Linked DNA regions of Mus musculus: region 1 is linked to region 2. The links are chromatin loops, found by intact Hi-C in ENCODE. Cell type or tissue: left cerebral cortex. All regions are shown on one strand. Each heading gives the region's core, and the rest is flanking DNA. Links, peaks and the distances in the headings are about the cores only.

Region 1 (15,670 bases), core at 6,934-9,433, 200 kb before region 2:
AATCACCCAGGTTTCCATGAAACAAACAAACAAAAAAAAAGTCTTGCTGTACCAATGAAGTAATAATACTGAGCTGAAACTGATCAAGTCTTTCAATGCACCAAGCGTCGTGTTAATCACACATTTGCCACCAAACATCTGTTCATATTTATATTTTATAAATGTAAAAACTCCCAGTTGGAAAGGTGAAGTGTGTTTCTCAGAACGGTTCAGGTAGTGAATATCTGAGTTGAGTTTTAAATCCAGATAGGTTTAACATCATGGTTAGTATGCTATAAACATATAGGAAAGAATTATGGCTCTTTATCTCTTATTTTATGTTTTACTTTCATTTCTGCCAACTTTTGAAATCTATTAGATTCCTCTTAGCCTGCACCATAGCTACTAAAACACCGTAGAATCTCTAAATCATGGCTTCCAAGGCTCTTAAAAATAATATTGACAGCAATTGCATGTCATGGAGGTCTTATTTTCTTTCTGTCCTCCATGGAGCTACTGGAGAGTGTCTGCTGCTGTCTTTGCTATGGCATCTCCCACTGCATCATTGTACCCTACATCCCCTCCAAACTGCTAATTTTGCTAATGAGTAAGCTTGTCTAAGATGGTAACCTATTAAAGAATGCTGTGGACTCACGCAGGATGATCTAGCTCTATTTGTTCATTACCAGACTCAAGTGTTTCTTCATTTTCAAATGCCATCCTTTCATGTAAGATTCTTGTAATAAGCCTTCTTTGATCACTCCACCTAAATTATATATTCTCTCCTACCTGACTTCATTTTCCATCAGGTCTGCTTGTTTCTGTTTACTTCATGCTGCTATAACAAAATCCCATGAGCTGGATAGCTGACAGAACAGAAGGTATTTAAATTGACACAGTTTTATAGTAAGTCACCAGCACCTGGTAAGAGTGATTCTTCCCTTCCAAGATGGTCCCTGAAGGATATTCTCTGAAGAAGAGAATACTAGATTCTTTCCTGACAGAAACCAGATGACCAACCAAAGACAGGATCCTCTTTCTCAAGCCCTTCTAAAAGGCCATGCCATTTCATTCTCAAGGAAGGAAAGTTATGGTCTAATAACTACCTATAGAGAACATTAGCCAGCAAGTTTCAACCCATAAGTTTTGGGACTCATTAAATAAGTACAAAAATACAAACCACAGTTTGTAAATATGTGTGTGTTAATTTGGGAGGCATTAAGATATAAATGTACATACATAATTAAGAGGTAAGATGTGATAGGGTGATTCAAATGTACACTAAGTAACAGGCTGAGCTAGCTAGCACTTTGAGTTTTCATTATCTCATTATAAGTCCTGTCAAATCTTCCATTGTAGCTGTTCTGAGCTATACAATGATTATTGTTAGCCATAGTCAGTGAACTCTTGCACAGAACGCAAAAAGTTATTTTTGTATCTACTTAAAATATTTCACTCAGTGACTGAATACACACCAAGAGCTTGTGTCTGGTAGCTGGTAATCTATACTCAACAACTAACATTTGAGGAGTCTACATGTGAATGGGGATGGTACAATGCTTTTCTTCTTTTGCCTTCCTTGTGTAGTGTCATGATCCTCTGCTTTTTGAGGAGTGAAAAGAGTTCATTGTCTTAGGGTTGCAAAGTCTTTGGGTTTTACACGCACAACCCTTCTTCTGTACCTTCATCATTTGGCAGACATTTGATTTGATTGTGTACCAGTGTCTGACTTTCTGACTTGTGCTTCATTAAACACCTTAAATGCATGTAAAACTTTGCTTTGATGATTTCGTTGGGAACATACAGATAATAGAATCATTAGTTCTACGGGATTTCTATGCTCAGTCTACTGAGGAGTACCTGCCTATACTGTTTCTCATAAATGCATCCCCAACAGAAAATACAGGAGCCCTCTGTCCTCTGTGCCCTTGATAACTTGCTTTCCTGTTGTTGTTTGATAATAATTATTTAAATTGAAATATGTTGTCTCATTATGGTTTTATTTGTGTTTACCTTGATTGTTAGCAAAATTTGAGCATTGTTTTCATACATATTTTGTGCCCTTTTGTCTTATTTAGAGAAAAGACTAAACATTTATCAGCCCATAATTTATATTGGATTGTGTATGAGGTTTTACTGCTAAAATATTTAAATTCTAGTTATTAAACCCTTATTGAATTTATGGCCTGAAAATATTCATCTCTTTGGGCTGTCTCTTAGTTTTACTCAGTGTTTCTTTCACTCGTGGTACAGAAGCTTTGAGATTTGTCACTTCTTGGTACTGTCACTTATATTTCCGGGTACACATAACATATACATTCACCCACACAGTTATTTCACAGTAAGTGTAAAACTAAGAAAATACTTGACAAAATCAGGAGAAATCCTGCAAGGCAGGAAATATATGTGTGTTGAATGCTTAACTTAATTTGCTTTTCATGCAATAAACAGTGAATTCAATAAAAATGGATCATCTTCTATTTGGTGTTAATTTTGGTCTTAATTGTCCTAGAGAATCGTTCTGACTGGGAGGAGTGAAACATTGATTAAGCTCTTTGATGGATATGTAAACCTGAGTTAGAATGATTTAAACTGATTACCAAGATCAATAAAATCAAAATACAAATACACCTTCAATACACCCAACAAATAGGAGATAGAAATAGAAAGTTACACGTACGCTTACTATATGTATGAGCAGAGAGGATAGAATTTATTCTCATAATATTTTATATTTTAATCATCCTAAATCATCCATAGGAAAGAATGGGAAAACCACTTAAGGCATGACAACTGAGGTCCGGTACTCTCATATCTGCTATAAATACATCGCAATACATTGTAACTTGTGTCTATTCAATGAATTAGACAAGTATATAGCAAAACCAAATCAAAAATAAAGCAATAAGTATAGACTCCTGTATAAAATTTTAGATTGGCCATACTCATAAGTGAAAGAAGTACCAAGAACAATTGAGAATTGAACTAACATTTCTAACATTTCTAGAGAAAGCTTTTTTTTCCACTGAAAATCTTTGTTTTTTCTTTTTCTTCTTTTTCTTTCTTTTCCTTTCTTTCTTTCTTTCTTTCTTTCTTTCTTTCTTTCTTTCTTTCTTTCTTTCTTTCTTTTTTTTTTGTCCAGTTGTTATCCTCCTCTGGGTCTTACCTCCCACAGTTCTTCATCCCATTCCTACTCGCTGGTATCCAAGAAGATGTCCCCACCCCACCCCCTGCAGGCCTCACCACTCCCTGGGGCCTCTCAAAGGTTAAAGGCATCTTCACCCACTGAGGTCAAACCAGGCAGTCCTCTGCTAGCCATATGTCTGTTGGGGCAGGGAGGCTCCGAGCAGCTTGTGCATGTCGCCTGGTTGTGGCTCAGTGTCTGAGAGATCTCAGGGATCTGGATTAGGTGAGACTGCTGGACTTCCTGTGGGGTTACCCTCCTCCTCAGCTTCTTCAAGACTTTTCCTAATTCAACCACAGGGGTCCCCAATATCAGTCCATTGTTTGGGTGTAAGCATCTGCATCTGCCTCAGTCAGCTTCTTGTTGGGCCTCTCCAAAGACCAGGTATGAAACTAATACTATCTAATCAGATTTGCTCATTGAAAAGCTAATGCCACAAGGCTAATTCAAAGAGCACTTTATGTCAGAATATATATTGACTATTATTGAGGATCATCTTTGCCCCACGTGTCTGCTATGTCTTACGATTAGCTAATTCTAGAATGAAAGCCTTGACAAATAGTGAGACATTTAAAATCTCACCTCTTGGAACCTGAAGGCAAACCTCTGTAGTGATTTCTGGGATAAAATAAAATATGTTAGTGTTCATTTCAGTGTGCTACAAAATTTTATTACACTTAATGATTAAATTTTAGAAGGCTATTTTGTGGTTTTTATTATGAGCAAGAAATAAGAAGCCACATATTTGTTTTGCCGGCTACTGGACAACAAGGTTTAAACACACACACACATACACACACACACACACACACACACACACACACAGAAACCAAATCAAACCAAACCAAAACAAAAACAAAAACAAAAACAAAAAAAAACTTGCATTCATCAATATATACTTCAATGCACCTTGAGAATACTGACAAAAATGCTACAATAAATTATTACGTATCGAACTTACATAGATACTTTGAGAAATTTACAGGTATCATAACTGTTCCAGTCTTAGAATGTTAGAGAGAATTTTGTTCCATAACATTTAGACAGGAGTTTTAATTATTTGGTTAATTTTGTTTTGTTTTGCTTTGCTTTGTGGTCTTCCTTATTTGTTTTACTTTTAGCAAGTAAAAGGAAGATATTCCCAAGAGAATATCTTTTCAATAATTGTACAGTTTCTTTAATCTAAATCATGTTTTAAGGAAATACGAATAATTCCGTCAACCAGTAGAATTAGTGATGATACAACTTTGTTAATAGAATATAAGAAAAGATGCCCAGCTAAGATTATTGTTGTGGCATGGATACGGTACCAGATGAACAGTGCATGTAAAATTTCAGTCAAGTTAGAAAACCACATATTACACATTTTAACAGGAGTGAGTTGAAGAAAGTAAGACTATGAAAATATAGGGTAGTCCCCTTTAATCCCAGTACTCAGGAGACAGAGAGAGATGAATCTTTGTGTTTGAAGCGTGCTTGGTGTAAACAGCAATTTTCAAGATAGCCAGGACTACACACACACACACACACACACACACACACACACACACAAAGTCTCAAAACAAACAAACAAAAGGGACCACTGTACTCGGTATAACAAAATGAAGACAGATTGTAAGACTTTTTTGTCCCCATACAGATTATCACATTTTCTTACTGGCAGAAAATTTCAAATAGTTCTTCTATTCCAAGACATGTTTGAGTAGGTTATTTTTAAGGTACATGTTTTTTTAAAGGTATACTTAAAAAGTCTCTGTGAAGTAAAGGTGATATTTTCACACTAAGCATGAAAGAAGTTCATATTTTTTAAAAACTGGGAACTTCCTTTGAAATAAGATTCATGGAAAAGTTTTTTGTTGATGTAGGATTGTTGTGGCTGAAAATACTGTGTGTGTCAGGTGGGAAAGGGAAAGGAGTTGAGTCTAAGTACTTGAAAGTTCCGAAATGGTTTGCTCCAACCCATTTTTAAAGTTGTCTTAATAATTGTTTTAAGCTAGACTTTGAATTAACCTTTTACAATCATAATCACTGTGACCCTTTATGAATAGTTTACAAGAATAGCTGAATGACATTAAAGAAGACAGGAATTTATGAGCTGCACCTAAGCAGAAAGTATCTCTGTGTAATTAGTGGACGAGACAGAAGCATACATCCCGTGATTTAGTATGCACAGCCAATGATTTGTGAGGTTTCCTTTTTTATCAATGACAATGATTAAGAACACCTGTTTGAGGGGAAAAAATTATAAAATTAATCATGGAAACAGACTGTGAATCACTGTAGCACCAGGTAAACATCCAGCTCTGTTGCCTTCTCTAAAAATACACCAGAGCTGATGATAAACATGATGACAATCCCATGCCTTCTTAGTCAGAGACGTGGAAGCAAATAACATCTAGAAGAATGGAAGAGGTGTGTGCCTTTGTTTGGCACACATGCAATCATAACTATCTCTTTTTTCCTAACCTTATTTGTTTATTTGGAGTCAATTAATTATGTATTACTCTCGGGGCCTAGGGCAAGTCAAGAAAGTACTTAAGCCTCTGAGCTATACCGCACCCTCCCTCCTTTCTTTCTGTTTTATTTTTGAGACTGGGTCTCATTCAATTTCTCAGGACAGCTTGGAACTCAGTGTGTACTTCCTGTGGGCTTTAAACTTGAATCATCCTACCTTAGACCACCAAGAAACTGTGACTGTTTAAGAAGCCATTGCTATCAGTCTGGGCTCCATTTCAGAGTCTACTCAACATGCAAAGCAAAAAACATGGCTCTTTGCCACATTAGATCCCTTTTGCAAAACATGTTTTAGGGGAAGAAAAAGTCTTAAACTACTAATGAGATATATTCAAACAATAGTATTTCATCTTTATCTCTTCCTTTAAACTTTCTGTTTTTACTTTAGAAAAATCTTTATGAGGTGTGAGAGATGTTGTAGCTCAATGGTATAGCACTTTCCTAGAAGCTAAGAAATTGTGTGTGTGTGTGTGTGTGTGTGTGTGTTGTGTATATATGTGTGTATATGCAAGGAAGATATAATGAGAGCTTTGGAAATTATAGATAGGTAACTTGGGGTACTGGTTACCTCTAAGGGCATAAAGAATGATGTCATGGGCACACACACATGTTTCAACAAGACTACTAATGATTTTTCATTAAAACCTTATAACAATAAAGTAAACATTCACTGGATGCCTTCGTTTACGTTTCTATTACTGCTTTCTTCACAAGTTAAAAAAAACAAAACAAAAACAGAATGATGCCCTATAAGAATTAGTGAACAACTGGCTATTTGAAGGAGAGAGGGAGGGATGAGGAAGGGAGGGAGGGAAGGAGGGAGGAAAAGGGGAGGCAGGCAAGGAGGGAGGAGGCAGGAAAGGAGGGAGGAGGGAGGACTACAAAAACAGGAAAGAGAAACTATTCAGTAGAATTAATGTTCTTGGCAGCTTCTGTCAAGGGGCATTTTGGGAATGTTATCCCCCCACAATGAGAAAAAGTAGCAAAGAGTCAAGAATATGTTTGTGCTGGCATCTAATTCTTAATTATTCACTTTGACACAAGGCCACGCATTATCATCTTGAACATTCAGGTAGCTGCTCGTGTTTGAAGACTGAGTGAGAAAGGAAACACATTGTTAGTCTCTATACCTTTCTTCTTTTTATTTTAATAAGAAATGGTATCATTGTAGGCAGACAATTTGATGTCATATTTTCTATGATATTTTCACAGTGCGCACCAGGGTGTCTGTACTCTGCAGCTATATGACATGCAGGGGATTTTTTTTTTCTTCTGCACATCAGAGCCTCAAAAAACAAGCTCCACGGCTCCAGGCACAAAGACTACCAATAAACATTCCATCTTTTCATTTTCTCCTTTGTGATTTAATAAAGAAAAGACAGGGCCATGAGTTTTGACTATTAGACAGCAAGCGTTTCGGAAGTAATTTCTCTCCTTGCCTTTCTCTGATGACCAAAGAGCCCTTCCCACCCCTGCCCCTCTGCTCTGTTGGTGGGTGAGCTGACAGCTCAGTAGGGATTGTCATGAAGAAACCTGTTAAGAACAGTCATTGGCCTCTAGATGATCACAGTGAAGGACGTGGGAAGCCTCTGTGGCCCTGGGACCTGTGTGCTGCTCCCCCCACGCCACCCCTGCCCACCCCAATCCACGTCTCCTCTGCGTGGGTGTGGCTTACAGACACACCTGGTAGACTGCAGGCCACTCTTGTTCCTGTACTAGCAAAGCAGCCAGGTTGCTAGGAAGCTGCCCTGTGAGCATCCCTTGATCTATTTTTAAATTTCCACGCTTGTTTCCTTTCTGAAAAGAAGCAAAGAATGAAAACCGCTTGGCTTTCTCCTCCTTTCAGAGACAAAGTAACCAACAAGGCTAAGATCTGTTGTGAAGTTAAAAAGCATTTGCTAATTAAGCTTCAGACTGTTATGGTATTTGTGCCCGTCTAGTTTCTGCTTAATTAATTTCCAAATAAGGCAGGTCTCCGTAGAGGTGAAAGCCAGTGTCTATAAGCAATGTAGGTGAAATTTTCTGGTACGTTTAAAAAACAAAATCCATTATGACGTTCTTGAACCATTATCTTCCAGGCATTTAACAATAACCCATTGTAAGACCCCTGGAACTTTCTAACATGGGGACTAAATGGGAAATTTGGAGGGCTATTGAACAGTGTGAGTTTTCACAGCTGATACACAGAAAACTATTTAGCACAGGTGTTCCTGGTAACTGTGAAATGCTGGGGAAACTCAGACTTCTCGAGACTTAGATTCCCTGTCTTGTGTGGGATGGAGGCTTACGGAACTTGTGAAATATATGCAATATAAATAAAAGAAGAGCAAAATTAGCTTTCCACAGAACTCCAGAAATTGTTCCTTGTATGGAAGAGCCTTCCTCCTTGGCCACTGGTAGCTAGCAGTTTTCTTGGTATTTTTTTTCCCCAAGTTAAAATGAATTCAATTTCAAATGTTGTGAGTGAATTTTTAAAATGATGTGTTATATGCATGCAGGTGTGAAGAAATCTGGTGGAATCACAAGTGTACAAGTCTTCATGTGTCATGTTGTTTTTTTTCCTCTCCAAAGATTATAAAAGCAGAAAGTTTTTTTTTTTTTCGTTCCTCTGCAGACCTCTTCCACCGACCAACATCAATTTATAACAAGATCAGCAGCTGGCTGCTATCTGAATCTAGATGTTAGGATTGTTATAGTTTCTAGAATCCAGACTAATAATTTAGCATTCATATTTGGGAGGTCATGAGTTGCTATGTTTGCTGCAGTTCATCTAGACATCCATGGAGTGTTTTGAAAAATGAAATTTTATTTTTAGGAGATTTGTTCATAACTTTTTATTCTATGTATGCTTGGAGGAGCTTGGGTGTGTGTATGTGCACCACCTATATGTAAGTATGCAGTGGGGCCATTAGAGGGCAATAGAATGCCTGAAACTGAAGTCACAGGTAGTTATGAACCACTCTATGTGGGTCTGAAAACTGAACCAGGGTCCCCTTTAACACTCTAAGATTAAATCATCTTTCTAGTTCCAAAATGCTCATGTTTTGAGGGGATCACGAATTGACAAATTTCCATGCAGGCGTGGGCTTCCTTTTACCACTTTCACTGACTTCATTTTTCCAGAGTGAAAAGTTAGTGTGAAAATACAAACATTCATAGAAAAGTGTGTATGACGCCTGCTAGAATTATAAATTAGTTGTTCATTAGAACCCAGTTTAATTTCATGTTGCTAATATGATAAGGACAAATTTTTATCCACATTCTTTTTTTATTAGTATTCAGAGAAATGGTATATAAGAAGTATTATTACTATTAATATTACTAGCTTAATAGATGAAAAAATTTCAGGAACCTGAGGTTACTTGTTTTAAGCAGTCTAAGAAGCACTGAATCACAGAACCTGGGCACCCAAATGCTGCTTTATGTCATTTCTCTTCGTTATTTAGCTTCCTAACATTCCAAAAAAAAAAAAAAATGTCTGAGGGTAATCAGTTTATAAGAAAGAAAGATTTATTTTGGTTTCAGAGATTTCAATCTATGGTCCGTTGTTCCTATTGCCTTTGGGACTATGGGAAGGCAGTGCATGATGGTAAGGAAAATGGGTACAGTGACTTCATGAGGAGAGGAGAAACCTGTTTCCAATAATCCCTGTAGAAAGCATACTTCCAGTGCCCTGAGACCTCCCATTGCTCCTCAGGCTGTGGTTTGAGTTTGAAATGTGCCTCACAGGTTCATGTTCTGAACAAGTAGCACCCAGCTCATAAAGAAATTGTGAAAGGTCATGTCATTGCTGGGAATAGATCATAAACAGGAAGTCTGTGATGCTTTGATCTTGCCCTTGAATCTCTATTTTCCCTCTTCTTTCTATCTTATATCATGTAAATCAGTTTTACCACAGTCCCTGGAGCCATGAGTCCTCTTTCCCAAATATGAGGGATGGAGACATCCTGAAACCATGAGTCAAAATACACTTCCCAAACTGTGATGAAAATTACCTCTTAAACGTTCTGCCACCTTGATCCAAAAGAGTAATACTAACCCTGGACTTTCTACTGACCACCTTCACTTAGGTAGGGTACAAAAACTTGATGTACCCATCTCACCCGGTTGTTGTGAAGAGCAAATGAACTGCTATCTATACAACACTCAACTAAAAGTTCAGGTTTTCATTATCAGAGTGCAGTGCAGAGCATCTTTGGACCAAAGGGTTCAATCTGACTCATCGAGGTTCAGGGCCCACTGCTTAGCTGCAACGTCTGAGCGTTATTGCACATGCACCACAGCACTTGTGCATATTTTCAGTTGCATGTGTAAGAGCAGAGCACCCATCTTAGAAAGAAGAAACCAGAAAAGCAGAACATTGATCAAGACAAAAATGTGAGAAAGATGTAATGTTTGCCTACAGATCATAGGTAACAACGGAGGTCATCATTGTTCCCACTTTGCCTTTTGGGATATTTTATGGCTGGGGGATGGATCCTTTGGTATCATAAAGTGAAAAATCATTGGTGAGATATTGGTTTTTCCTTTCTCAGATATCAGGCCTACTTGGATGCCTGATATGGACATTCATTAATCTAATATTGATCATTTACCATTTGTTCCAGAGGAGCATGAGAAAACAAGTGTTGATGCACCATGCACTGGGTTTGGCGCTGACCCATCAAGTAGCAGAACCTATAATAGTCTGAGCATTATAATATCATTGCTGAGCTGACAAAACTGGCAAAGACAATCCTATAAGTTATTTGTGTTCATGTATCATTGTCCCAGAATCTACCACATTCTTAATACTATGCACTATATACTGTGTACTATGTACTGTGTACTGTGTACCATAAAACACTAGATCAGTGGTTCTCAACTTCCTAGTGCTGTGACCCTTTAGTACATTCCTCATAATGTAGTGACTCCCAACCAGAAAATTACTTAACTGAAATTTTACTGCTGGTATGAATCACAATGTAAACATTTGATATTCCGGATATATGATATACTACTACTGCACTATATAGTAAGTAAGGATGCTACACCTACTACTATACCCTGGCTCAGGTGTGTGAGAAAATATATAGGAAACCAGAAAAATGAGTTTGCTCTGATATTGCTAAGAGGATAGCTGAGGGAGGTAGGGGGACATGAGGTACGTTTTCAAGACATGGTTATTTTTTTTAATTTAGGCCTGGTCCCTAGCCCCATGTTCCCAAAAATAAGACTCAGACACAAAATATGTTTACAAATATCTTGGTCATATAGCAAAGCTCTCTCTCTGACTAGATCATAATTTAAAAATCCACTTATTCTAATCTTCTTTCTTCCATGATTACCTGTGCTCAGTTGTCCTGAATCAGTCTTGTCCTATCTTAGCTGGTGAATCTCCTACTTGGCATTATCCCAGGATCCTTTCTGCCTCCTGAAAGTTCCACCTCCTATTTCCTGCCTAAGCCATAGGCTTTCAAATTTATTATTGGTAGGTGCCACATACAGACAGACAAAAGAGAGTTTCTCTACAGTTATTCATTCATCACCACTTGGCTTCTAAAGCTTTGTAGAAAAAGTGATGGCGAGACTGACACCGTGAATAGGAAAATGGAGCTGGGGAGGGATGCTGTGGTTTTCTCTACATCTGGACTTGTCATTCTCACCAGTCTTTTCAGATAAAGGAAGTACTTACCCACTGGACGGTGGTGGCACATGCCTTTAACCCCATCAGTTGGGAGGCATAGGCAGGCAGATTTCTGAGTTTGAGGCCAGCCTGGTCTACAGAGTGAGTTCCAGGACAGCCAGGACTACACAGAGAAACCCTGTCTTGAAAACCAAACCAAACCAAACCAAACCAAACCAAAACAAAACAAAACAAAACAAAACAAAACAAAACAAAACAAAACAAAACCACCACCACCAACAACAACAACAAAACAAAAAACCAAAAAACAAAAAAGGAAGAACTTACCCTATTTGTGTTAGAGGATCCAAACTACTGCCTCCTTCCCTCTGAGTTTGAACTCATTTCAAAGGCTCAGAGAAGTTCCATAAATGTGGGGCTCAAGGTTGTTAGTATTACAGAAATATTCAGGCAAGAGAGAACTGAATAATAGCACTCTTCCTCCTAACATAGGAGTTAGGACACTGACCCCTCCCCCAACATTCATAAGAAACAGGGCTTAAAATGGGTAAATCATTCAGTCTGTGGGTATTCACTGAAAATTCCAGCTACTGAAGAGGCTGTAGCAAGAGGATCCCAATTTCAAGGCCTGTGTGTACCACAGAAAAGTTCAAGACCAGCTTGAACAACTTGGTTACCTTGTCTCAAAAGAAAAAACATAAGATTGGGATAAGGATAAAGTCCAGTGGTAGACCAATTATCTAGCATGTTCAAGGTTAAAACACCAGTACTGAAATTAAGAAGAAATGAACAATAGAGTGATCTCTCATTTCCCTACTAGTGAAACAAAAGAAAACCATATTTTAGTTCAAGAAGGGAAATGGTTTTTTCCCTAAAACAACTTAGAGCTGAATCATGAAGGACAAAGAGGTATCTGCAGAAGTGAGGAAAAGAATTCTAGACAAACAGTACTACATCAGCAAGGAGGAAGATTCATGAGGACATTGTATGAAAGCCAGGCAAATAAATAAAAGCAGACTTCCTTTTGCAATTCTGTTTACAGATCTCTGTATGTTTTACTACCCATGATTTTATTTGGATTTCCTAAACAGTAGTTAAAGGTAAAATTCTAATACGAACTGATAATCTTATTTTACTTGCAAGTGTGGAGAAAAGAATAAATAAGGTATGTACTACATATGGCATCTATCAAGCAATAAATTATGATTAGCTGTTAGTGTTACTGATACAATTGTATATACCAGTCCCATTGCTATTGTTTAAATTACTAGTGTTACTGACAACTTCCCATGGCAAGTGAGTAGAATAATCAGTAAGTCCTATTCTTAGCAAGGACCAAGCTAGTGTTTGGTGAGATCAAACCTATATAACCTGTATGTGGCAGAACTAAGACTTGATGACATGGTATGTACAGAAGCCAGAATCTCAGTGAACACTTTCATGAACTGTAAAAGTTGTCCTTTAATGTGAACAGGTTAGCTTGACACTATCTCGTAGGCCCTGACTTAGGACTCATCACGACCCATAGCTCAGCAGGATGCATACATTCCCAATCCCATTTACTTCTCTCAGAGTCTCATAGGGGTGAGCTGGGGTGGACCAGGTGAATGTGCCATGTAGCATGGGTCACCTCACAGTGGGAGAGTCAGAAGCTTAGAGAACTCCTGACTTTACAAAGAGTTGACCCTTCCCAACCTTTGTCTGAAGAGAGATAATATGTTCATCATCCTGGTGAGGAAACAGATCTGCTTGCCATTTGAGAGGGAGGCAAGACCTCTGCCTGCTGAGGTTGTGTCTATGTAGGTATCCTTGGAAATGGAAGCCTCAAGCAAAACGTGGTATGAACATGCAGAAAAACACAACTGGCTCCCAACAAGCACATTGGTAGAAAGACATTCGCGAAGTATGTTTTCTAGTAATAGCCCTCAGAGAAACAAAATGGATACAAATATCGAAGGTCTTATTGATAAACTTGGTAAGTAAGTCCCATTGTAAATTTCTTTTACAGCTTTTCCTCGTGTATCAGCAGAAAAAAAAAAAAGACTGTTCTGTGGCAGAGAAACCTAACAAGCTCTTTGTCCCATGACATTAGGGATGCAGAGCACCTAGGAGGACAGGTTTTTCAGATGTCCCAAATACCTAAGAGTCTCTCCAGTGTAAATATTATAATTTCCAGAATGTGATGAATAATAATTGACACTGCTAAAGATAGACACATGATGGAGAGAAGAACTAGTCACTGGTTTCAGAGGATATAGCCAGGGAGGGCTGAAAAGCAAGAATTAGCCCAACTAGCTATCCACTTCATGGGGAGACACCAAGGCTAATGCTTACAGACAGGTGCCTAACATGGCTGTCCTCTGATAGGCCCAAACAGCAACTGACTGAGAAAGATGTAGACACATATACCCAACAATTAGACTGAAGTCTGGGATGCTTATGGTTGAATTAGGAGAAGGATGGAAGAAGTAGAAGAGCAGGGCAGCCCCATAGGAAGACCCGTAGTCTTAACTAACCAGGACCCTTGGGAGCTCCCAGACTCTGAGCCACCAACCAGGCAGCATACAGCAGCTGGTCCTAGCTTCCCCCAAACCTCCATATATAGCAGAGGATTGCCTAGTCTGGCCTCACTGGGAAAAGATGCACCAAATCCTTGAGAGACTTGAGGCCCCAGGGACCCAGGCATGGGGGAGGTCTGGTGGTGAAGGATCATTCTCTTGGGAACAGGGGGGAGGAGGAATGGGATGAGGAACCATGGGAGGGAGGCACCAAGAAGGGGATCAACAGCTGGATGGTAAAATATTTATATTTAAAAAATTGGTTCCTTTCTCCCTTCCAGATATGCATGCATTTGTGTGTGTATGTGTGTGTGTGTGTGTGTGTGTGTGTGTGTGTGTGTGTGTGTGTATGTGTGTGTGGCTGAGGAGACCCCATTTCAAAAACCATTCCCAAATGATTAATATAATATCACAGGTACTGGTGGCTGATCTTCCGGGTATATTTTAATGTTTGGTTTTACAAACGAGTGAGATAAATGATTTGTAAATAACTATTATAGAAGCTTACTGTTTAAGAATTCTGTTTTAAAAGCCCCCTCCCAAACAAAGTAAGGAGAATTAAATAGTAATCTTCTAAATCCTTTCTCCTATGTGGAATTAAGAAGGGGTGTTTCATTAAGTATCTACTCTCAGAAACACGAATGCTTCCTTTTACAAGAAAATATATTATCACAGAGAAGAAGTTGTACTAGGCATTATATTTGTGTTTGTTTCCCAGCTTTGGAGATATTAGGTCTTTGAAATACACAGCAGGAGGAAAATCATGTTAGCTTCACTCATTTGTGCCAACAGTCACATGCCCAATTTATCTTGAGTCTCTCGATTCCACCATCCATACTTTAATCAAAAATAGGTGCAAGGTGAGCCTGGTTGATTGTCTGCATAAGCACATGCTAATTTTAAACTTCAGTTTTTCCTGATACCATCATGCCATGTCAAGACTCCTCATAACTCTCTTATACCATTCAGCATTTTCAAAGTGCTCTGGCCCATAAGCCAGAGGCTACACAATCATTTTCATGTTCTCCCTGGGCACAGAGCAGGTAGACGCAGTGGCTCCAGGATACCCTTGCATAGGCTCCTTCAGTTGCGCATTGAATTATGTGGAGCTGTTCATTCTACTTTAAATATGTACACTGGAATCCAATGACTGGCTAGTATAATATTGGATCCCAAGAGGGTTAGACTACAGTGGGATATTTATCTAAAGAAAAAAATAGTGGAATTAGATTTTTGTTTGCACATGAGGATGAGAATAAGATTCTAGAATGAAAAGTTGATTACATCCTATATGAGAATGTTAATTCAATCCAAAATTAATAATTGAGTAATTCTTAGGATAACAAGATGATAATTGGTGCCAAGAAATATAAAGCATGAAAATCCCATTATTTTCTATAGAATTGGTATTGCATGTATCTCATTGATGTTCATTGGCTTACTTTTTAATGATGGAGATCATGAGGTCTGGGAAATCAGAAATTACCAGGCTTAAAATATAATATGTTCTCTTCACAAAATAAAATACAGCCTTGGAAATTATTTTGACTGATAAGTCACAAAAATCCAAATCTATCAGGGCAAGTACACTCCAATTATTGGCTTAAGTGCTACAGTGAAGATAGCTTCTCCTTCAGATTATAAGTGGTGTTGGCAAACATTGTCTAACTAGTTTTATTTTGATTCTCAAATGACCTTGGTATTTAATCTTTTAGATAGCAGTGAATGAATTCCTGCTCAAAGATAAAATCAAAGGTCCATCAGAAGATGGAACGCTGGGGCCCCATTATCAACTGTCAACTTTGCCTT
Region 2 (15,670 bases), core at 5,647-8,146:
GGAGAAATTGGTCTGTGGGAATGAGGAGGAGAAATACTAGTTGGTGGCAAAATAAGATGGGGAAAGAAGACCAAAGAAAGGGCAGTTGGGTTGGAGTCAAAGACTTCAGCTAGGGTCTAGACGTAAGAAGATGGATACAGGATATGAGTTAGGGAATGTAATTATGCTGTATGTTCTGGGAATGTATCCGTTTAGCAGTATTATACCTGTTCATACCATTATTTGCCATAACTGATTAATCACATTAGTCAATATGATGTCCAACATCTTACTAATTGTCTCCAAACCATTTCTGAGATCTACCAGGAAGTACTTGTTATGAGAGGAAACACATATGTGAGTTTTTGCCATCTCATAGACAGCTGAAGTGACAGGCTAAGAATACAGCCTTTATTTTTGTCCCGAGTCATAGGCATTGAAGCACAGTATTAAAGTCAACGTCGTCATTAATATTATGTGATATCCTATGCTATTATAATCCTGGCTAACCAGAAGCTCCGTAGAAATGTGGTATGTTGGAGGTTTTCTGCTTATGAGTTAAAACTTTCAAATGCATTCTAGAATATTTAAATGTAGTCTTCTTAGTCTCTGTTTCTTTCTGTTATTAATTTTCTAATAATAGGGGTTTACCATTTGTCTTTCAATTCCCCATGGGCTTGTAACTTGTTAGAATGCTGCATAAAATTAAAATAATAGGTTCTGGATAAATGTATGGAGGTGGGATTTTTTTTCCAAAATTAAAAGTCTGATATTTTTATGTTTATATCATCAGCTTAGACATCATTTTTTTCTTTACCTAACTGATTTCTTGAAAAATATATTATTATCATTAAAGAGGCTCTACCTTCAGTTTCACGGCCAATACCCATCAGCTATCTCTTTCTTTACAAGGTACAAAAATTCAAATGCTGGAGCACATGGGTGAAGACTGAAGCATGAAATTGATATGGCTGCTTGGAACCACATTCCCAAGAGTTTCCCCTCATTCCTCATCAAAGCAGGAGGAGATAACAGGCTGAGCTGTAGAATGTCTTACACTATGTATTAGTCATTTTCCTCCAGGCTTCAACAGAACAGAGGATCGAAGCAACTTAGGGAAGGAAGGAAGGAAGGAAGGAAGGAAGGAAGGAAGGAAGGAAGGAAGGAAGGAAGGAAGGAAGGAAGGGAGGGAGGGAGGGAGGAAGGAAAGAGGGAGGGAGGAAGGGAGGGAGGGAGGGAGGGAGGGAGGGAGGGAGGGAGGGAGGGTTAATGTTGGCTCACAGTTTGAGGATACAGTTCATCATGGTAGGGATCATGGAGAGGGTCTTGGAGAAAAGGCTTAGTCCCATTGCTTCAGCAGTCAGGATGCAGCCAGTGAGAGCTGTTGCTGCTAAATCCATGACCTCATGGCTCCCATTTAGAGTGGCTCTTCCTACTTCAATTAACCTCATCAAGCCTTCCCTAACATTGCCAGAGGATAGTACAGTCTAGGTAATCACTCATGGTTGTTCAAATACTTCTAGGTGATTGTATATGCTATCGACTTGACAATATTAACCAATATAAAAGACTTTCAAAAAGGCTTGGAAATCTCTATCTTTTTGCCAGAGTACAGAACTAAGAAACACTTCAAGTGTTCAGGACTGTTTCCTTGCAGGCTGCCCTTCATGGTTTTCTTAATGAATTATTCTCAGCACGAATAAACCTTCTGCTGCCCCATGACAAAAATCAACCTAACATATACACAGGAAGGTCTTATCAGAAATCCCAGGGACCTTACTATCCATTGAAGCATTCTGTTGTGAATATATTTCTTCCTGAGAAAGAAGGGAAGAGGAGCTTGTGTTTATTCTTTTTCTTTGAACCTGCTTCATTCATAGAACTTTAGTGAAGGGCAAGGTAGAAGCTAAACAATTGCAGAAATAAATCCACAGTTAAGGACTGATACATATGTAGTCAGATGCATACGTCCACAGCTGTCAAGTATGTATATTAAGTGGATACAATTTGTGGGTGTGTGGCTCCGGTACCTACACGTTAAAAACCTGGAGATGGACACTAGAGATATGGTAGAGAATATAATAGACAGCAATATTTTTGTTCAAGATCTAAGAATCTTCGTCTTAAGATTGACTAACATAGGTTATTAACCCCCACTGAGGCCCATGCACCAATCCCAATGCAAAGGTATTTAACAAAAGCTTCCCATTTGGAATCAAACCTTTCCTTTGTCAACAAGTGTGCTTAACACTGCTGCAAGCAAAGCTGTACAAAATGCACCTTTTCTCTTTCCTGGGGCCTGTGCCTCTTGCTGTTAGTGCAAGTGACCAGCAAAGCAGGGAGCTTTTGTGTTCAATTTCTTACGTGCACAAGCAGAGGGACAGGGCACAGTAAAGGTGGAACTTAGCTGGTAGAGCTGGGAAGGGTGGTGCACAGAGCTTCCTCTTCTCCAGAACTCCTCTGTTCCCCAGCCAAAAGCCTCTGAACATATTGGGCACTGCCTCTCCTACTCAGGAAAATGGGAGCCACTCCTCTAAACAAAGGAAGAGAGGCCTACATTCAAAATCTAACTCGGCGTTCTGGCCATGAGCTGTGAGAGACAGCTCTAAGTCTCTGAATCAGATCTTTCTGTTGGTGAACCTACAAATGCACCCAGGCACCAGCAGTGCTAAGCTGCAAACACTGCACAAACTCTACCTGCATCACCAGGCAGCTCTGAGGTTTTGGTTAGATAAACCTCAGTTCAAATTCCAGCTCTCCCATTGGTAAATGGAAAAGGGTCATTGGTGATGCTATGGGGTGAGATTGATGTGTCCTGTCTCCTTTGGGGTTTCCAATCTGGTACCTTTGCCAGTCATAAGGCTCTTCGTTCTTTTCATCTCTCAAACTGTAGTATTAGAACCTGTACAGAATTGTTGACAAGATAATATTGGAGGGCCTGGTGTTTGGTGGAGGCGCAGAATTACAATAATCTTAGTGCTTGCCTTATTACTGTTGACTATGTTGAATTGTTTGCCTCTGCATTTCTCTGTAACACAATCCCGGATTTACCTCACTTCCCTCATTAGCTACTGAGTAGTAGCGGGAGAAGCAGCTTGCTTGGCCTGGACCTTAGCCATGTGGACTTTCACAGCGGGCAGATCTGAGTGAGGGTCCTTCTCTGCCATTTCCCTGGGTTAGACATCCTGCCCAGCCTCTCTGGACTTATTCATCTATTAGATGGCAAAAAAAAAAAAAAAAAAAAAAAGTGTTCACACCATAAGAATGATCCCTCTTCTTAAGTAGTATGTGGTTTGTTGGGGGCGGTGACATCTGCCATCTTGTGGGGCATAATTGGGGAATAAAAGTTGGTTCGTTCCTCTAATCGTGCAGCCTACAGTCTGGAGACTTTGTTAGAGGACTTAAAAGGTATATCATATCACAAGGGGAAAATTGCACCTACAAAATATTTTTTAAAAGAAAACAAACATGTCATGAAAACTTATAATAAGGGAAATTTGCCCTAGCAAGAGAGATCACAGGTCTCTCCTGAGCACGAAGGATAAATACGAGTTTTCAGGATGAAGGCAGGGAGGGGAAGAAACTCCTAACAAGCTCTCTGCATATGTTCCTCATTAGCATCACAAGCATATGATCACCTTCTTGCTAGAATGTGAACTCAAAGAATACAGGCAGGGTGTCTGTCATCTTCTGTCACCTCGAAGACAGAGCCTTGAAGGGAACAAGTGCTAGTAGGTAATCGCCGTGTTTGCTGAATGAAATTAAAATACTATGTCTGTGTATCACGGCTTTATCCGGGATGCAATTAAGAATGAAACATATTTCAGCCAAAATAGCATGGTCCTTGGGTTGTGGTAAACCATATCCTTGTTCCTGTTGTGGAAAGAAGGTTACATCCTATCTGGCTCTTGGTCTCTTGTGTATAGCGTAGGAAAAGGACTTCCACTACTCAGCCAAGCCATAAGCAGCATTAATGTCATTTCTATGAAAACATTGGCAAAAATCAGGCATGTAGTTTTTCAAGGTCTGCATGTTGCTGGAGTCCAGCCAGGTGCAGCTAGGGGCCAGAGAATGCTATCACCAGCCGTCCACCAGGTCTTCCCCTTAGTGGAAATGCCCAGGGCTCGTAACTATGCTGCATTCTCTCTCCAGTGGCTTAGAGTCAGATCCGGGAGTTTAGATTTAGGGAGGCATCCAGTTATAATTGACTGGCATTTGGAATAGTATACTGGGGCCCCATTTGCATTTGGGTTAACCATGCAGTCTCTGGACAGAATAAAATCAAATAATTCATGGGCAGCGCAAGCATGAGTCTGCACATGGCAACCAGGCAGTACACGTTTAGCTGTTGTTACTAGTATAACTGCCAGGCCCTGCTGCATTTCCCCCCCAATTATTCCAAAACTGAATCAGCCGTTTCTTTTGGAATTCTCTGACAAACAAACAAAAAAAGAAACTGTTTTCTGAGGCTTGGAAGCCTCGCTTCCCTATTTCCGCGCCCCCAGGGGCAGGTTTAGGGCCACCACCTGGCAATCCAGAGGAGGCAAGGCTGCAGCTGAGAAGGCTCCAGGAAACCCGGTCTTCCCTGGGCTTTGCCCTCTCCTCTGCTTCGCTCTGCATTCCTAACCCTGGAAGGAACGGTCTGGGTCCAGCCGAGCACTGGGCATGCTCGCGAGCCGGGGCAGGCTCCGGGAGTCCGCAGGATGCGTAGGCTGGCGATGCTCCCTAGTTCGCAGAACCCCGGTTGCAGCCGTGGTGCATCGGGTTTAGCAGAGCAGAGTCCTCGGTGCGTGCAGCTAGGGAACCCGGTCTGCCCGGGACAAGCCCAGAACCGAACTGAACTCTATGAGGCCCGGGCTTGGCGCGCTCAGTTTCTGCTCTTGGAAACGCCCGGCTGGAAGAGGGGGGCGGGGGGGGGCGGGATATCTCTGCAGACAAAGGGGTACACGTTCCCCTAGCGCCCCTCTTTACCAGCCAAGAACCCTTTCCGGGGCTCGCTACCCCTTAGATCTAAAGGCACCAACCCAGCCCGGGCCTGTGCGCGCTCTAGGGGCAGGGGATTGGCTCTCACTTCCCACGGAGGGACAGCGCGGGAGGGCGGGCGGCCGTAGAGCGGAGCTCTGCGCCTCTGTGTGCGCGAGTGTGCGCGAGTGTTTGCATGTGTGTGTTTGCGTGTGTGTGTATGTGTGTGTGTGCGCGCGCGCGCGCGCGAGTTTATATGTGTGTGCGCGCGTGTGTGTCTGTGCGGCGCGCGGGCGGGCGCGTGTGTGCGCGTGCAGGAGCCACTGGGTGTGCGTTGCGTGTGTTATGGGTTTGATTCCAGAGCAGGTTGCACATTGGTCCTGGGTGGCTCGCAGGCTCAGGTCGTGCTTGGGCGTCCTCCTCCTAATCGTTTCTGAAGTAGCAGTTCCAGCAGCAGCAGCGGCAGCCGCAAGCAGCGGCAGCCGCGGCAGCAGCGGCAGCGGCGCCTCCGCAGCAAAGCCTGAACTGTGCAGAAGCAGCGAGCACCGTTTGGGGAGTCGGGGGGCGGGTAAGAGGGAGGAGGGAGAAAGCCTGGCTAGATCTTTGGGATTATTTTTTTTCCCCTTCTTTCCCTCTCTCTCTTTCTGGAGGGTGTGTGTTGTCCCCTCGAAGTGAAGGAATTTTGCTCCAAAGCGAGCTGGGACCGAAGACTCTAGGCTAAGTTCTCTCTCTATGTAGATGGTGTCAGGGAGCGAAGCTACTGACCGAGCTGCTGGTAAATGTTTTTCACTTCTTACTCTTTAATGCTTAAGGCTTTTTTCCCCCTTGTTTCTTTTTTTTTTTCCTTTCTTTCTTTCTTCCCCGTTTCCTTTCTGTTGCTCTTCATTCTGCAATCGCTCCTGAATCGCTGCAGTTCTCTCTCCCTTGCCTTGCGTTTGTGCAGTTTGCAACTTGTTTCATGGTTTTCTGTGTATTTTTTTTTTTCTCCCTTCATCCTCAGATGAATGCTGGAACATTTAAATTCGGCACTTCGGGAGGTCATCATTAGTTGCATGAGTTTGGGGGCGGGGAGGGGAAGACTGGTAGAGTCGGCTGTTATTTCCCTGCAGAAGGACTTGACGCTTTTCTTTCTAATGTTCATCGCAATTATAGGGATTCTTTTAGGATTCATTTTAACATTGCATTGATGTTTAAGGTTATCGGCTCTCCAGGATTACAAGGCGGTTTGACTCAGTTTTAACAGCGTGACCAATGTCAGTGATTCCAGACCTACTGTACGGTACACGCTGCCTAAAATATTCAAAATTGCAGGAAGAATCCTTGGCATTCCGAAAGAGAATTTCTTTAAAATGCTGTTTTTGCATTACATTGCTGTAGATTTGCAGGAAGCAATAGTAGACACGGCTTTTCATGTGGCTTGCAAAGATAATAAACAGATAAGTGGCTCGGTGCATCTTCTACTCTACTGACTGAGCTATGGCTAAATTTACTTAATAATAAATTTAGGGCTTTGAAGAAGCAGGAAGGATGCTGGTATTGTTTTATTCAAAACTGTGAGGCATACAGAGCTTGCTAACCTCAGACCAGCCCTTTCTCAGCTCTTACTTGAAGTGGCATCTTGTCAAATGGGGAGAGAGAGAATAGTTTCTGCTGTACACATGGAATGAAATTATTTAAAATAGCCAGCATAATGCATGCAAATTGGACCCTTACTCTTTTCTTTAAAACACCAGAATTCACTCTGCCACCCTTGCTGCCAGGATCCATGTTCAACATTATTTTTAATATCACATTTAATAGTTCTTTGATGCAGTCAAATAATTTGAGTCCTTTAGAGGGTTTTGAGTAGTTACGATATTTCATTTGTCTTCCTTGTTCTTCCCCTTAAGTTTTCAGTTCCTGTTCAGTAGAAAAATTGAAGGGTCAATAAGTGAAGGTAAATCAGTCATTTAGAAGGGCCGGAGTTTAGAATTTCTGCTCAGCCATGGAGACATGAAATGGATCATGGAAAGTGTATGGCAGGAAGGGGGGTGGTGCTCGTGCATTCTCACCCTCAGATGCTCAGGATCTAAGCGCGGGTGGGAGACTCAGGTTAGGGATGCTCCGAGGCCCATGGGCTTTGCCCAGGGAGAATATTATTCTGTCACGAAGACTGCCTCTACTGTATGGTAGTCACCTCCAGAGCAGCAGGCTGCCATGGTATGGGAAGCTTGGTTTGCAGTCATACTGTTAAACTTTGCTTTGATGCAAACTTAACTGGCTTTGTGAGAACTGCAGAAGGCAGGTAGTATATTCAGGAGTAAAAAAAGAAAAGAAAAGAAGAGAAAAGAAAAAAAGAAACCATTTGTAAATTAAGTCAACTCTTCAGGTTCTGTTTTACATAAGAGAAAAGCTACCTTAAACCATGACACTGATTCACCTGTGCTGTTTCCCCTAGGGTTGACAAAAGCCATTCTCAAAATTCCTGAGATCAGAGCCTTATTTCTGCCCGTGTATGCTTCTAATAAAAAAGAGGCATCTTATTTGTAAAGAGAGTACTTCTTACTCAGGACTCTCTTGAGGTAGCAATATTGCCATTTTAGAATATTTTCATGGGCCCTTAAGTTTACCATTTTGATTAAATTGGAGGAGAAAAACACTCCTCTTCCATTCATTTAGGACAGTTTTTGACTGGAGTGTTTGCTTGTAGGAGTCATAAAGAAACAAAACTGCATGCACATAGTGAATCCTAGTCCTCTGACCATAAGGTTTCTAAAGCAACTTACTCTCCTCCTCCTGTGACCATTTCCAGGACAGCGTACCCCACGCAGAGCAGCTTCAGTAGTAGTCCACAACACTTCCAGGCATGGTCACTAAGAGATAACTGAGCAAGCTCAAGTCTTCTTTTGATGGGTCCATAGGGCAAAATATGCACACCTTTAAATACACACATCACAATTAGCTTCCATTTCAGCAGCCTCACAACCTCTGAAGCCCAGGAGTATGTTTATTTAGGGAACACGTTTCTTTCCTGCAGAGTTGTTTTTTGTTTTATCTTATTTTGGCTTGTTTCTCCACCCCAACCCTCTGTGCACTTCTAGTTTCCTGGCAACTTCTAGAAGGCTCGGATATTTTTCTGTTAAACTATTAAACACATCTATGCTTTTGACTCAATGACAAGCTATGCTACTATTCCACTAACCGGATTTGCATTACTATAACATGGTTCTCTATGATAGCATTTCTGTGGCTTGTTGGCATCACTGACGTTTGGTTTTGTTTTGTTTTGGGGTTTTTTGTGGTTGTTGTTTTTTATCATTAAGCTTGTCCTTAAATCTTCACTAAGACCCTTTAACTTCTGCGCCTGATGTTGATTTCAGGTTAAGGTATCAAAATAGTATCATCATCTTGATGGTAAATTAGGGAGTTCATTCTCAATTGGTCTGCTAGTGACATGTCAGTATGTGCAAAAAGCCTTGCACTTCCTAGAGAAGGTAACATTTTTTTTTAAAGAGGGCTGTGTAGAAAGACAGGTGTCTGAGGCTGTGGGTTCACAGACTTTGACAGTTCTGTCTGACTCTATTGTTAGAGTTCCTGTTCCCATCTTTATAAGAATGGAGATTTCTCTGCATGTCCAAAGTGTTGATTCTGCTAGACCTACAGACTGTTTCTTAACATTGATTGCCATTCTTTTTCGTTGTATGAGTGAAAGGATCCTCAATGTACCTGTGTGCTTTAAAGGAGGACCTGCATTGCCCTGCCCATTCCTAGATTTTTCCGTTTGACCTGACTGATTTGGAGAGGTGATTTCTGCTGAAATAAAATCAAGGTCATTTCCAAGGGCTTAAAAAATATATCCCTCCCCATCTGAGGGCTAAAAGTTAAACTGCTAGTAAGATTTGGAGAGGTAGGACTTACTGTCAAACTCCTTATCTCACACATGGCTATGGACAAAGCATTTTTTTTTTCCTCATTACTTGACATGGAGTAACAGTTCTAGTCTTTGATCTGATACTGACTCTTGCTAACCTCAATGTGTTCTTCACACTCTCCATTCTACACCCAGAAGAAGTGAAAGAGACTTTCAGCCAAAAGATAGAACCTGGATACTTGCATTTTTAAAAAGGTATTTTCAGTGAAAAGATAGGTAACAATATTTGATGAAATGAGATAAATTTTGCAATCAGGGAATACTGCAAGTAATGTGTATTTACCCTACCAGTCATTTTAAAGAATTTCTTCTGCTGAGAACAGAAGTATCTGCTCTTTGTGTAGCAGCTTTGCCAAAGTAGCCTTTGTTTTTCTGGCGTTTAGTTTGATTTAGAAAAGAAATGGTTCCATTGTTTAAGAATGTGTGCTATCAGCAACATGTAGTTGTTTTTACTTTCTTGTTCTCTTTTCCGTGCTAAGAAAGACAAAGCACTTGCTAATTTAATTATTTTAGATACACTGAGAGTTGTCTTGCTGATATTTCCAAAGGCTTCATAAGCTAAAGAAGCAAATAACTCGTTCACTAAAATCCGTCTGTCTCTGCAGAATCCATTCAATATATACCCCCAGTGTGATTCTGAACTTGAAGTAGTACAGCTTTCAAAAATCAGTTCCTCCATAGCAAACCATGAAGAACTCTAAGAAATTGTCCCCAAAATGAAGTTCCTTTTGATTTCTTGTTTGTTCTGGTTTTGTTTTGTCTTGTTTTTCCTGAAAGTCTTCCATTGGTCCATCTGCCCTCTGCCCTCAGCATAGAATGACAATCCTTATAGGCAAAAATGAATTGATGGGGTATGCATAGTATTTATGTACTGTGTTGGCCTGTGAGTGAAAAGAGAGCAGGTGTTTTAACTCTGTAAGTATAATAAAGAGAATCCCAAACAAAACAATGCATGTGATATGTTAAAGTCAAGTCTATTTCTCCTGGTAAAGATTTCTGCCCCCTACCACTCTGACCAATGTGACCAGGATGGACCAGTCGACTACGTCCTTCATATTACTAACAGCGTGTAGCCCGTGCTAGGATATACATGCATGATAAGTGCTGAACAGCCAAGTCTGTGTTGGAAACTACAGTGCTGTGTGTTTGGGAAGAGAGCTGGTTCCTCTGAGGTGCTCAGGTCCCAGGACTGGCCTGCAGTCTGGAAGAGGCTTGAATCTGCAGTTCTACTGACTTGTGGGCTGTGCCCCCTGCTACTCTGTCTTCTCGGAAGTGGCTCTGCCACATATTTTGGGACATAGATATTTTGGGAAGTTTTTCTGCTTGCTTGTTCTTATCATTTCAGGAGAACTCAATGTAGATTTGCAAAAGTTTATAACTCAGCTTTCAGAAAGTATATGTTATTCCATGAGTATTTTCCTTTTAGTGCTCTATAAGATTAGGCTTGTTTTATAAATCACACTAGACATTTTGCGGTATACATCTCAGTTAGTATGACCTTTGTATTTATAGAAAAGAGAAATTTGTACCCTAACAAGTAATAATGAATTTAGGAATGTGGCTCAAAAGAATAAGTCATAAATTAATTTATTTATTTAGGTTCCTCAGTCTTTACTTATTAGAAAGTAAAAGTTAAAGCCAGAGTATTAGTCATATGAAAGCGGTAAAGTCGAAACTCAGAGTGGTATATTGATTGTAAATCATGACAGAGGCAGGATTCATTTGGTAGATGCTTATATTGAAATGCTGTTTTTTTATTGTTGCTTCCAGTTTAGTTGGTACCTAATGTTTTGATCTCTCCTGCCTCAAGGAGAGGCATAGAGTCCATGTAGAAGACGTATACAGGGAAAGGAACATCATTTTGGCAGAGATTAAGAACATCCTATACTATAAAATAATCATTTCAAAAACATAGATGTTAAGTACTTCTGATTGTATTTGGATCGTTTCTTCAAGCTACATCAAAATTTCAGTATTGAAAACAACTTAAGTATGGTTTTTAAATGGTTTCCAAGAAGGAAACACACCACAGAAGCTCTCCTTACCTGTGCCTATAGAAATCTGGGTATCAGGAACACCACAGCATACTTTTTACTACAGACTTTTTGCAACTGGCTTTAAATTATTAACCATGATCATTTTTAAAGCCTTGAAAATATCAAAATATCGGGGCATTTGAATATTCGCTACACATTTCAGTAGAAATTACTTAGAAATGCAGAAAAACAATAACTATACTACAGTGCATTTTAGTCTTTATCTTACTTTATTCCTGCATGGTCAGGACTGTGATTCCCACACACAAGCCAGGTCCTGTGCCTCTGGTGGTAGAAGCAGCCTGAAGTCAAAAGGATATACAGGAACTCAAATGGGAAGAGAAATAGGTGCTTTCTTTACAAAGCAAGATAATGCTGTGTTCTTTGTGTAGGGTATATTGGAAGAGTTATTTAATTTCCTTTCATTTTTGTATTTGCTTAGGCAGTAATTGTACACAGAGATCTGTGCATTCTCTGTCTTCTAGTATGTTCAAGATGTTTCTATTCATGTAGCCTTGGCTCATGTGATACCTCGGACTGGGGACCTTAAGCAAGGCTTGGGACTGTCAGCACTAGCTAAGTAGAAGTTCGAGAGAAAGACAGTGTGAGCTGGGGTGGGGGGGGTAGAGGGTCTATAAGTTAAAAAAAAATGTGTTCTATGATTGGTTACACTTTTTTTATTAGTCATTCCTGCAGTTTTATTTATATTTTTTGACTGAAACATCTTGAGAAAGCACAAACTGCTTCTCTCCATTTTAACCCTACAAATAACATAGTTATTGCAGAGACATTTCACAGTGCTTGGGGGGGGGGTACAATTTGTAGGACCCAGCATCTAATTTTTCTATTTTCTAATCCTGTTTATATATCCCTACACACCATCAGAGCCAGTCAGATGAAACCAATTACTAAGAGGAAAAAAAATCAAATTTATTTATTATATTTATTGGATGTGTCTGTTGCTTAATTATCCATTGGCAAATTTGCATGTGGCTACAGAGAAGGCAGTGGATGAGTGTGGAAGAAAGATCAATCATCAATCTCTCAACTCCATAAGGTAGCCATGAAAATAAAGAGGGCAGAATCAACTTGTCCTCTCCCCTTGTTCTTAGGGTGAGAATCTAAAACCTGACAGAAAGATATCATTTGAAAATAAAGGTGCATCTGTGTTGACATAGGAAAATACAGAAAAACTGGAAGATAGGACTTTTCTATGCAATCCACAGCCTTATGAAGTCTAAAATGCATTAGCTTTTTGGAAACACATGGTAGTTTGGATGTTTAAAGTGGAGATTGGAAATCAGGATCAATTTTCTAGCCAAGTAGATGATGGAGTCCATCTAGGGGAAGGATTATAAGTTGGGGGTCAAAATGAAAGGATAGAGAGGTAAAATGTGAGGCTGACTAATAAGAGTGAAGGCAAGCTAAGTGGTGGACACTTTCCTAGCAGGGGCAAGGCTCTGCATTTGTTCTTCAGTCCCAGTTCTGGGATGGGAGAGGCAGAGAGAATAAGGGGAATACTAGACAATGGAAAATAAGATGGTGTGTGTAAGACAGCATTGCTACACTTAAAAGAGGTTGCTGTAGTTGGCGTTTGGTGGTATGGAAAGATGCAGGCAGGCCGGCAGGTTCTTATTTCTCTTCTGTGTTTTCACTTAAAATTCTTTCTGCAACCAATCCTGGTTATCTCATCTTTTACCCTGTTACTCTAACAGAATGAATCCTGAGTGTCATTTCTCCCTTCACTTTCTAGCCACATGTCATCATAGTTTTGCAAACTTACTAAGGTGGACATTTCTTTTCAACGTGGGCGGAGGCTGAACTGGTCACTCTTTCATGGAGATTTGACAAAGCCAAATTGATAAGAGAAATATTTATATCCCTCTTCCCCTGAAAGGACAGGTACATTGTTATGTCTGGCCCATTCTGACCTTCCAAGGTAGAAACTTCAGGGAAGAAAACACCCCTTTGGAACTTAAAGACACTTGAAAGCTTTCTTCTAGGTCTCACTGAACAAGATTTGGTGTCAGAGGTACACTGTGGATGTCATTTGGAGAAAGTGCTAGCTAAATTGTCATTTGTTGCTAATTTCCATTGGTTTGGGGAAGCTTCTATCAAAGAGGCTATCCCAGCATTGGAGATTAGGATTTCTTTCTCTCTCTTTTTTTCCCCCTCTACATTTTGTCTGCAGAGAAATTAAAATGCCAACACGATTCTTGAGTATTGAAAGGAAGGGTGTGTGATCCTTGTAGACTCGGTGAGAAACATGTTAAAGATTAAGCATAACTCTATAGTTCTTCTAATCTTAACGTTAAACATTATCTTATAGTACCTTTTCTTGCAGAATAAACGTTGCTTGTAGCTGGATTCACTGCAGAAGCCAAATAGTGAATAGAGATAGAGGCTGAACTCTCGTTCCCACAGCAACAATTTTTCACTAAGCTATTCCCTAAGGCCAGTCTAGGTATATGAGGGGCACTGCTTCTTTTTATATGATTTGTGTATGTTCCCATAGATTGTGAAGTCTATTTCTGGGCAATTTTCAAGTTAAAATTGTGTTACGGCTACCCGGAAGGTTGTCATTTCTTGGTTTTTCTCTTGTCAGTCAATTCATAAGTGTTATTAAGCCCCCATGGGGTACACACAGAATCACACACAGTTTAGCGTATGTGTGTGTGAGGATTATGGCCCTGTGGTCTAGAAGCTTAGGTAAAAGAATATTACGTAGATGCATGTCTATATTTTTAAAATAAGGTTTTTAACCTAAGACGTTCAGAAAAGTTTGTCACCATGTTGCTACCCTTTTCTGATTTATTTATTTACCTATTCATCTTGGCACATGTTTACAGTGCACATTTTGCAGCATTTCCTTGCAACTTCAAATGTATTCATTCTGTGAAAAGCATGGCTTTAGGTGAGGTCAGGAATCTAATGTGTCAGCTTTCTTTCTTCTTTATTTCTATTTAAAAAAAATTCAGATAACTAATAACAGGCATGTTTACCTAAAGGGTGAGGCTGGAAGGTGAGTATTAGACTGTGTCTCTGGCTGCACAGGTTAGGTTGTTCTCAACTTCGAGGTTTCAGAATAAGAAGATATCCCAGAGCTGAAGCTTTGCAGGATGCATGCCTGTTGCCTGGGTGACTTGAATGATTGAGTGAGTGGCTAAATCACTTCCTACCCCAAGCTACCCATTTACATTGCTCATAAGTGATACATATACTTGCTATTTCCCCTAAAAAATTAAAAGGGAGAGAAAGAAGATAATTTTTGATAATTCCAGGAACTGGAAAGAGGAGAAGATGTTACCTCATTCTTCACATCCCAAGGGTGAAGATTTGTCTCTCGAGGAATCCTTTCCTCAGAGACCAAGAAAGGACAGGGTTAATACGCAAGTTCTTGGGTTTCCTTTTCACATGCTCATGCTCGTAAATTTATCTCTTATCAGGCCTTTACGGGAAGGGTAATATTCTTGAAAAGCAGGAGGTGAATATCTCAGAAACTAGATGGTAAAGGACCAGTGCCCCGGAGGCGCTGACCCTCTGCACGGCCCCAGGTAATAGCTTCCTGGACTTTGGGCAGTCTGCTCTGACTTTTGATATCCCCTGTCAGCTTCTTGATTAATGCTCATTTTGACCGTGGCTTTCACGATGTTCATATCTCATTTCCAGCAAATAGTCGCTAAACCATCCAAATTTCTCTTCCATCTACTCTTCCTTGTCTGTTTGAATTGGAGAAGCAATGGGTGTAAAAGAAAAAAATATGTAGAGCCTTTGGGGATATGCTCTTCCTTTAAACTTCTGCCCTTGGCTCGTGTCTTCTGGGTTGAGAATGCCTGAGGATGTGTAAGATAGTTTATCTGTGGCTGCTGGGGCTCTCCTGGATACAGTTCTTTTTGATAGGAAATATTTTATAAATCCATAGTATTATAAAGTCTTTATTTCTCCACTGTATTATATAACTAACTGAAATATTTTGAATTTCTTTTTAAATTCAGGACCAGGCCATGTTCTCATTGTACAGTAAAGAGAGTAATCTTGGTTTAGTGAAAAGTTTTAAGGCAGTTGAGAATCTCAGGAATGTTGGGTTAGAAAGGTAGCCAGGCTATCTGCTTCTGAAGGTGGATTCGGGTTGCCCAGTAGAAACCCTTCATGTCTCTCACACTAGCTACTCTCCTTGAACTACCATTGGTGCTGTGACTAGAAATGTACAGGTTTTGCGACAATCTCGTGCAAACAGAAAGTCACTCTGCCCTTGTTTCCAGCTTGCTGGTTTTCTTCTCAAAATTCTAAGACAGTGCATTCCCATTTGATTGACGTTGGTCTGTCTTTATGTGGTGCTCACATTCCTTCTATTAGAACTCCAAGACATGGTAGCTAACTCTTCTGTGTTCTGCTCAGTGAGACAACAGCTGATGGTCTATAAGAGATAAACAGAATTTCTTCAATCTGAAAGACCGGAGTCAATAAAAACACATAAACAGAAAGCTTCCAATATTTTTTTTATTATTCTTTATATCGAGCTATGGGATCTTAGGTGGTGTATAACAAGGACCTCAGCATGTACTTGAAAGATCTATAGCCACATGAAGATATTGTTTTTTCTAAAAAGAATCAGAGGCAATCCCTGATTATAAAAGTATTAGGACCAATGCTTTTGACTTTCAAATACACATAAATCTATAGTATGTAACTTATAAAATTATTTTTCTCACCACCAAGAGCCTATTAAAATGCTATTGACTTAAAATCCGTTTCTCTCAAAATTAAATATAATTTACCTACA

The links. A loop is a pair of places that touch in the nucleus more often than their neighbours do. Peaks named below come from ENCODE experiments on the same cell type or tissue, not always from the same donor. Only the 100,000 strongest peaks of a DNase experiment are listed, where the experiment ranks them.
Region 1: a loop joins it to region 2, with 2.7 times the contacts of the local background. A loop is called at or near these places in 3 of 42 quality-filtered maps.

What each region holds. Positions count from the first base shown.
Region 1 is chr11:37,427,120-37,442,789 of GRCm38, reverse strand. No RefSeq gene overlaps it. Among named protein-coding and RNA genes, the nearest start is that of Gm33791, 160 kb to the left of the region's middle. In left cerebral cortex, for the core only: no CTCF peak of the experiment used is centred there; DNase peaks (open chromatin) are centred at 7,465 and 8,010.
Region 2 is chr11:37,225,883-37,241,552 of GRCm38, reverse strand. It overlaps a transcript of Tenm2 not described here. Among named protein-coding and RNA genes, the nearest start is that of Gm51890, 240 kb to the right of the region's middle. In left cerebral cortex, for the core only: no CTCF peak of the experiment used is centred there; DNase peaks (open chromatin) are centred at 6,296, 6,501, 7,030, 7,759 and 1 more place; H3K4me3 peaks cover 2,500 bases; H3K27ac peaks cover 1,592 bases.